Regions from separate parts of the Homo sapiens genome. Here region 2 is linked to region 1. The links are chromatin loops, found by intact Hi-C in ENCODE. Cell type or tissue: heart left ventricle. All regions are shown on one strand. Links, peaks and the distances in the headings refer to the core of each region. The heading gives the core; the rest is flanking DNA.

The links. Peaks named below come from ENCODE experiments on the same cell type or tissue, not always from the same donor. Only the 100,000 strongest peaks of a DNase experiment are listed, where the experiment ranks them.
Region 2: a loop joins it to region 1, with 8 times the contacts of the local background. A loop is called at or near these places in 62 of 110 quality-filtered maps.

Annotation. Positions count from the first base shown.
Region 1 is chr14:20,689,841-20,693,784 of GRCh38, reverse strand. The region is part of intron 1 of RNASE4 (ribonuclease A family member 4); the gene reads right to left. It overlaps ANG (angiogenin), which reads right to left. Exons shown (of 2, transcript NM_001097577.3): 2 at 1-238. The coding sequence starts at 220. EGILA (EGFR interacting lncRNA) reads left to right here. Exons shown (of 4, transcript NR_174964.1): 4 at 36-305. Among named protein-coding and RNA genes, the nearest start is that of ANG, 3.0 kb to the right of the region's middle. In heart left ventricle, for the core only: a CTCF peak has its summit at 2,569; no DNase peak of the experiment used is centred there.
Region 2 is chr14:20,326,221-20,331,448 of GRCh38, reverse strand. It overlaps CCNB1IP1 (cyclin B1 interacting protein 1), which reads left to right. Exons shown (of 7, transcript NM_021178.5): 2 at 2,076-2,275; 3 at 4,656-4,733. SNORD126 (small nucleolar RNA, C/D box 126) reads left to right here and starts at 4,910; the gene lies at 4,910-5,008. In heart left ventricle, for the core only: a CTCF peak has its summit at 3,979 (motif pointing left); no DNase peak of the experiment used is centred there.

The DNA.
Region 1 (3,944 bases), core at 1,240-3,739:
TGTTGCCATGAATAAATGTGTTGATGTCTTTGCAGGGTGAGGTCAGGCCCCGTCTCCTCATGATGCTTTCACAGTATCTGTCATCCCGGCCCTGTGGTTTGGCATCATAGTGCTGGGTCAGGAAGTGTGTGTACCTGGAGTTATCCTGAGCCAGGGTCGGTGGGGTCAGACCCAGACCCAGCACGAAGACCAACAACAAAACGCCCAGGCCCATCACCATCTCTTCCAACACAGGCTCCTGCGGAGGGCAAAAGGAGGTGTGGTAGACCCAAGAACAGCATCACCAAATTAGGCCAAAAGGACAGGAGCTTTGCTCTCTGACACGGCATCATGAATCAGATCTTTTCCACCACCAAATTTTATATTCTATTTTCCCTTCCTCATTAACCTCACACTTCGTCAATCCCTTCCTGCGGAACGTCTATTTAATAGTTTCCTGAGCACAACCTCTAGCTCCAACCGTTCTTCCCCATCCCTTAGAATCACTGAGTATTTCTCTATCAGTCGTAACATTACAAAATCCACTCTCACTCTTTAATTCATGTATTTATTAATTGAATAATGAACATTACATAGGTCTCTACTGGGTACCAGGGACTGTGCTAGGTCCTGAGGCACATTAAGACATACCAAATGACGGCCGGGCGCGGTGGCTCACGCCTGTAATCCCAGCACTTTGGGAGGCCAAGGCGGGCGGATCACGAGGTCAGGAGATCGAGACCATCCTGGCTACCACGGTGAAACCCCGTCTCTACTAAAAATACAAAAAATTAGCCGGGCGTAGTGGCGGGCGCCTGTAGTCCCAGCTACTCGGGAGGCTGAGGCAGGAGAATGGCGTGAACCCGGGAGGCGGAGCTTGCAGTGAGCCGAGATCGCGCCACTGCACTCCAGCCTTGGCGACAGAGCGAGACTCCGTCTCGGAAAAAAATAAAAACAAAAAATAAAAAAATGCCTCCCTAATAGGAAATGAGGCATCCATGGGGAAAAGATGGGGGCTTCAATGTACTGAGATGAGATAGTAATACAGGAGGTGAGAGCTAAGAAGAGAGTTTTAGGGGAGTGGTCTCTAACATTTTTGGCACCAGGGATCATTTTTGTGGAAGACAGTATTTCTATGGATTGGTGGGGGATGGTTTCAGGATGAAATTGTTCTGGTTCAGATAGATCATCAAGCATTAGTTAGATTCTCATAAAGAGTGCACAATCTGGATCCCGCACATGCGCAGTTCACAATAGGCGTCCAGCTCCTATGAGAATCTAATGCTGCCTGCTGATCTGGCAGGAGGCAGAGCTTAGGCGGACAGGCCACAGACCGGGATTTGGGGACCTCTGTTCTAGGGAACCCTGAGCCCAGGGAAGGAGTCAACCATAAAATTGTTTACGACAGGCTTCTAGCTAATTAGTCAGCTAATGTGAAGAAAGCAGTTGAAAGCAGTTGTATCCTGAGTTGAAGGGAAGCAGACCTACCTCCCCAAGAAGTAGGTGGTTCTTGTTCGTTTATGAGTAACTCACTGAATTTATGACTGGCTATGATTTCTTGGTAGTCATCACACATACTGAGAAATTCTCACAAAGGGAGAAAAATCTGATCTTCAAATTGTATTGCATTCTTAAGTGTAATACAATTCTTATGACCCCAAATGTAAAAATAAATGGTACATTTTCAAAGACATTAAATTAATTATTAATTTTTTATTTTGTGCTTCTCTTGTGTGTAAGTCAATGAACATTTTCGTATCAAATAGTTCTGTAGCCCTTGCAGGAAGCACCAATGTTGTACAAGTTGTGGGGATATTGCTGTTCACAGAAGGGAGTCTGAGCTTAAAAAAAGGCCATGGGTCCTGGCACTAGGCCTGTGGTGTGGCTAGCCTGTTCTGAGAGCAAGACTGTGGATCTAGAAAGACACAGGACCCCAATGTTCTATGGTTACATGGGAAGACGTGACTGGGTGAGCAAAGTGGGCTCTCTTTCTAATTTGCATTTGGTGTTGATTCCATTACAAATTATAATCTATGAACTTAATGCAAACATTTCCAGCTGCTATTTACTCCATTATTGTGGAATGAAAAAATTCCTTAGCATATTATTTGGTATTCTTCAGCAGTGCATCAAATTTGTCCGCACCGACATTTGTCCATACTTGAGAGAGTTGCTATCTCTAAAAGTCTGAAATTCCATGCTGAAAGTGTGTTCTTGGGAGTTTATCAAGAAAGAGGTACATGATTGTAGAATGGAGAGCCAGCCCTAAAGGAGTAACAAGTATTCACTCATGCAGCTGCTCCAGTATAGCTGCTGGGCTGCCAAGCCACCCACTTGCCACGTTCTTCACATTTACATCATGCTTTTCAGTCTCCTGGGTGTGTTTCCTGTTTCTAGTTTTTTGGAAGATCTTATTAAAGTTTTATTGATTTGTAATCAATTAAGTCTCTTGCTCTGTAATGAACAAATACTGACTTCTAATGTCAAAGGTCTGCCTTACACAGTCAACATTCTTCTGCCTGGTGCCAGAATCCCAGAAATCAGAAATCAGGAAACGGAACCAGAGCTGCTAGTACCTAAAAGAGTCGTTAGGTGGCAGTGGTGGATAGGAATGTTACTAATGTCTTCTCTAGGAAATACCGTACTTGCAGGAGGTGCCAATGCTGTATAACTTGTGGGGATATTGCTGTTCACAGAAGGGAGTATGAGCTGGTGAACCTGTTTAGAATCTCTGTCCAAACTCGCTCTGCATTAGATATTAAGACCAAGGACACCTCATTAGATATAAGTGCCAAAGTAAAAGCCACAAAGTTCAGAATCTACCCATAAGGATATCACAAAATAAAGACCGACCTGTTGTCAGGTTTCACGGGTGCCATTTCCAAACATGCCATTACCCACGTGATCGTGGATGAACAATGAAGTATTTACTTGTTAGTGTTTCTTACTGGTGTATATTCCACAGAACTCATATTATTCACCTTGAATCAACATGCTTGCCTTATTATAACCCTTAATATTTTTTAAGTAATTGACTTCATTTTTCTCTCCAGGCCTAGGTTTGTTCATCAAGAAAATAAAAGAGTTGCTAGCTCTAAAAATCTGAAGTTTCATGGTTCTCATTAAACATAATAGAGGCTTTGCTAGTTTCAATAGCAAAGGTCCAGTGACCCTCAGTTACAGAGACAAATTTTGTATAAGTTTAGTTGGGGGCCTGTAATCTTGATTCCCTAAGACATCCAGGAACCAAATCTCAGCAAGCGTACACCAAAACCACCAATATCTAACATCTGCTCCCTCACTCAAAACTTTCTCAATATATTCAACTCTAAATTCCTCAAAAAGCAAGGTAAAATGGAATTGGGAGAAAACCAGTAAGAGACAGATCGTTTGTGGTGTAAAAGTGAATCTGCCTAAGCCAAGGGTGCAAAGCCTCACATCTGGTGGCAAAAGTCCTATAGATATATCCTTCTGTACCCAAACACGTAACTGTCTGTCAGCTTTTTGTCAGTGGAATTAGTCCCAGCTGTTCTCTGTCCTTTTTTTCTTTTCTTTTCTTTTTTTTTTTTTTTTTTTTTTTTTTTGAGACGGAGTCTCGCTCTGTCGCCCAGGCCGGACTGCGGACTGCAGTGGCGCAATCTCGGCTCACTGCAAGCTCCGCCTCCCGGGTTCACGCCATTCTCCTGCCTCAGCCTCCCGAGTAGCTGGGACTACAGGCGCCCGCCACCGCGCCCGGCTAATTTTTTGTATTTTTAGTAGAGACGGGGTTTCACCTTGTTAGCCAGGATGGTCTCGATCTCCTGACCTCATGATCCACCCGCCTCGGCCTCCCAAAGTGCTGGGATTACAGGCGTGAGCCACCGCGCCCGGCCTGTTTTTTTTTTTTTTTTGAGACAGAGTCTTGTTCTATCGCCCAGGCTAGATCGCAGTGGTGCTATCTTGGCTCACTGCAACCTCCACCTCCC
Region 2 (5,228 bases), core at 2,652-5,151, 360 kb after region 1:
GAAACCAATCAATACTCTAAACTTGATTGAGCAATAAAGGATTTTCTACCGAAAGGAAAATCATCTTGATGGCTTTTATGTGAATATATCTTTGCCCACTTTGGTTTGAGTGGGGATGGTTTATCTTGTTATGAGCATGTGTTTAATGCTGGGAAGGAGTGACAGCAGTGGCCCAGAACAACCAAGTCATCTTTGTATTCACAGGGGCAGAAAGGGCATGCTTTCAGTGTTTACTTAGAAAATGTGTGCTGGATATGCCCCTGAACTCATGGTGTTGAGGGCATATTTTAGTATTAAGTTAGGAAAAGCTGAAATGTATTTTAGGATGTAAACATGCAAAATAAAAAAGGAAGCCTTTGGGAATTTCTCCAAAGCTGTTTTAGTCTTAAGAGGCTTAGTTCCGGTTTTTTAGGTGGAAGTTTTGTGAGTTGGGAAAACATTACATTCTTTCCAATGGAAGCATGCTTTTGTTAATAAGACTTCATAATACATTGGAGTCTTCATTGTTAAGTAGGAAATGAGGGGAAGGGGGAAGCAAACCTGTGTCTTTTTTGCTTGAAGGACAATATGGCCGGGCGCGGTGGCTCACGCCTGTAACCCCAACACTTTGGGAGGCCGAGGAGGGTGGATCACCTGAGGTCGGGAGTTCGAGACCAACCTGATCAACATGGAGAAACCCCGTCTCTACTAAAAATACAAAATTAGCCGGGCGTGTTGGTGCATGCCTGTAATCCCAGCTACTCGGGAGGCTGAGGCAGGAGAATCGCTTGAACCCGGGAGGTGGAGGTTGTGGTGAGCCGAGATCGCGCCATTGCACTCCAGTCTGGGCAACAAGAGTGAAAAAAAAAAAGGACACAATATCTTGGAGTTGGAAGGGCCCTTATGAGTACTATATGAGTGACCTTTCTGGCTTCTGGGTTATTGTGAGAAGTGTGACTTTTTGTTGTTAAATTTGTTTTTATTGTAGATTCACGGGGTACATGTGCAGGTTTGTTTCAGGGTATATTGCATGATGCTGAGGTTTGGGCTTCTATTGATCCTGCCATCTAGGTAGTAAACATTGTACCCAATAGGAAGTTTTTCAGCTCTTGCCCCTCTCTCTCTTTTCCTCCTTTTGGAGTACCTAGTGTCTATTGTTCCCAACTTTTTGTTCCTGTGAACCCAGTATTTAGCTCCCTACGCAAGATTTAGCTCCCAACGCAAGATTTAGCTCCCACTTATAAGTGAGAACATGCAATACTTGGTTTTCTGTTTTTGCATAAATTCGTTTAGGATAATGGCCCCCAGCAGCATCCAGCAGCTCCAGTTGCTGCAAAGGACATGTTTTTTGTTTTTTTTTTTTTTATGGCTGTGGAAAAGTGTGAAATTTTTAGGCAGAATATTTGCCTTTCTACTCACTAGCTGGTTGAGCTTGGGCAAGACATAGAAATAACATATTAAACATTTAACTCCATGCCAGCTACAGTGCAAAATGTATTTATTACCTCAGTCTTCACGGAAGTTTTAAGAGGTATGTAGTATTTGTCCTCATTTTACAGAGGGGACAGCTGAAGTTTAGAGAAGTTGCATAACTTACCCATGGGCACAGCAAATACATGAGAGAGCCAGGATTAAAATCTAGTTTAGTATGATTTCAAAATCTATTATTTTAGGGAATATTAATTAGTGCAGCTATGATGGAAAACAGTATGGAAATTTCTCAAAAAATTAAAAATAGAACTACCATATAATCCAGAAATCCCATTTCTGGGTATATTCAAAGGAAATAAAACTAGTATGTCAGAGATACCTATACTCCCATGTTCATTGCATCATTATTCACAAAAGCCAAGATACGGAATTGACCTAAGGGTCCATCAACGGATGAATGGATAAAGCAAATATTATACATATGTACAGTGGAATACTATTCTGCCTTAAAAAGGAAGGAAACTGATAGTGAGTGGGAAATAAAACTTGGAGTCTGTTCTGATAGCAGTACCTTATATAACTATCTCTAAAGGAAAACTATACCAAGCTATTAGTCTAGTATTTACTTCCTATGAACAAAATTTTGTGTGTTCATTTTGTTTCAGGTTGAAGATGAAATCCACTGAGGAGGGAAGTCCAGCACCCTGTGTGCCAGTCCAGAACTGGCCCATCTGTAGACCCCCTGAAAATCATATGGGCTTGGATTTGGATATTCTCAACAGAAAGGGTTAAAGGCTGATGGTACCTAAAGCCTGGTACTTGAATTTTGATCAAGATAAGCTGCCTTAAGTTCTCTTCATTACACGTATGTGTGTCTTTCCTATCTAAAAAGCCTAGCTTAGAGATTCGAGTTACCATTGTATCCTATAATGCTAGGTGGCACTGAGTAAATTGGAATAGAGTCAAAAGGAATGGTGATGAAATCTTAACACGAGTATCTGCTGATTTAGTATCAATTTGTAGTTTGTATTAGGCCTTCATGAAGCATCTGTTCACACATATAAAATGTACCTTTTGGCTATGAACACTAGTACTTTGAAGTGATTACTGCCCACAGTCAACAAAATGCTGGGATCATTGATTGTTTATGGAGCATTTGCACAATACTTAGTAAATACGAAATGTCCTTTGTATGGTGGAATGACACTTGTTGAAGCATGCATGACTAGAATCCTGCAGGGAAGCATCACACATTGGGAAAGGTATCACATATTTAACATCAGGATTTATGTGCCAGGCTTTGTGCTATGTGTCAAAACAAAAAGACCAGGCCTCTTGCAATCTGGGTTTTGTTTGTGAGTTGAGATTAATAGAGAAGTTGTTCCTTTCAACCTATAATTATTATCCTGTAAGAATACTTAGATCAAGTAGTTTTTTTTTTAATTTCCTTTTTAAAAAAATTTATTTTAGGTTTGGAGAGATCAAGGAGTTTTAAGGTAGACATTGTTAAAACTGGAGAAACCTTTCACACCATGTCTTGCTTCTTGTCTACATTCTCTTAGTTAACCTTGCATCCTGCTGATCTGAAAACATTTTACATAGTTAAAGCTAAGTATAGGGCAAGGAAGGAGTAAAATAACATTTTGATCATATCTGTCTGAGATATTTAAAATGCTTCAGTTTCTTTCCAACCTACTGAGCTAGCATGTCACTGCATTACATTTTAAAGCAAACCTTTAGCTCTGTGTATTTCCTGTAGGAAGTACCATGGTGAATTGAAGAGTATGGAGTTTTGATGGAATTGAATTTAAATCCTAGCTCTTACTAGTTAGGTGACCTTAGGAAATTTATGTAATTTTTCTGAGCCTCAATTTTCCTGTAAATAGGGGGTTGTAAAATTTAAATGATACAAATTCTATACAGCTTGACAGATAGGATTTCTAAAGAATGATAGCCACTGCTTTCTTTTCTGTCAGCTTATTTTAGACCCATTCTTAAAGGCACTGATGTCCAATGGAGCCTTCTGTTATGATGGAAATGCTCTATGTTTGTACTGCCAATTTAGCTATTGAGTAATGAAAATGTGACTAGGGTAATGGGAGAAATTTAATTTTTAACTCTAATTAAGTGGTTACTTATTGGACATGCAACTTTAAGGTCCACTTGTGACCCACTCTTTTTGCTTCATGAAGCCTTCCTTGACCAATCCTACTTCTTTTCTTAACCTTACTTGCTTTCTACTACTTATTTGGTGGTATGTTAATTTCTGTGAGTCTTGTCTTTCTGGCTAGATTGTATCTGAGGTTATGGATTTTTAAATCTCCACACTGCTGCATGAAAAAGAACATAATGATGAAAGTATAACTGCAGTATTTTTAGCTAACAAGTTTTAGATGATCATTACAAGTAAATACAAAAAATTTTCTAGCTAGTAATTAGGTGAAGAGTAGGGAATAGTGTGAAGGTTGCCTGCAAAGATGAACTGCGTATCTAGTATGTATTTGACCTGAAAGTTCAGATGACACGCAAATGCTGGAAGAGGAAATTAAAGCAAGACTCTTTCTTACACTGCCATCTTGTGGCAGACTTGGGTTACAAATGTTACTAATTCAATTTTCCTATATAAAGGGAAGATTTTCTTCAGATTATTTTGACAAAGGATTACGAAGAGTAAAGGTTAAATACAATCCGGCATTGGCTCAAATGAAATTGAAACATGCTTTGAAAAAACTGACTATTTTGGATTATTTTCTCAGTTATCTGAATCTTAAAAGTTCTTGACTCCTTCCTCTTGCATAACTGTTTTCTTACTGTGAGGTTGTTGACCTTTATAGCCTTTCAGAAGTTGGTTAGACTATTGTGCAGTTTTATCCAAGCTTGTAAATTTATACAAAATTAAGCTTGTGTAGGGGTCCTGCTCGGTTTTTTTTTGTTGTTGTTGTTAAATTTTTTTTGTTTTGTTCGAGACGGGGTCTTACTCTGTTGCCTAGGCTGGAGTACAGTGGCACGATCACAGCTCACTGTAACCTTGAACTCCTGATCCTGCCCTATTTGATATTGAGCTTGGGCATTTGGTGACATTCTCCAAATAGATGAGTCAATAATTTATATTAATGAATGGAGAGTTAAATAAAGGATGAACGGTTACTCTAAATTTTCTTGTGACTTGGTATAGAACATGCTGGTGTGAGTTGTCATGTAATCATAACCTTTGTGAATTTATTTATGTTTTTTAAATTTTCCAGAAATGATCCTAGATAATTGATAGATCCTGTGGTTCAACTGGATTTCTAGATAGAAGCTGGATTCATGTGATGCCAGAGGTAAGAGTAAGAGCAAAATCTTCGTTTTTACCTCATTTGGATTTCTAATCACTTAGCAAGACTTGGGACTCGGTGTTATTAGTGGATGGAATTTGGTAATTAAAAAAAATCCCCAGTTCTAACCTTAGGAGAATTTTCCTGTTTAGGGATGAGGAGCCAGTGCTGGTTTGCCCTTCCTCAGTCATTTACAGTTTGCCATGATGAAATGCATGTTAAGTCCGTGTTTCAGCTGATCAGCCTGATTAAACACATGCTCTGAGCAGACTAAAGCTAGGGGCAAACACCTGCAATTGAATTCTGCTTGTTGGAATTCATACTGGGATTTAGTCTGTAATCCCAGGTAATTCTTAAATCTTAATAAATTATGAATTTGAGACTAATGTTTTGTTGTGCTTTGATCTTTTGTGATATCTCTATATCCCCAAAAAATCACTTTTGTGAGTTAGAACTAGGGTCAGGAATCATTAATCTAAAAGTTCAAACACTACAGAAAAA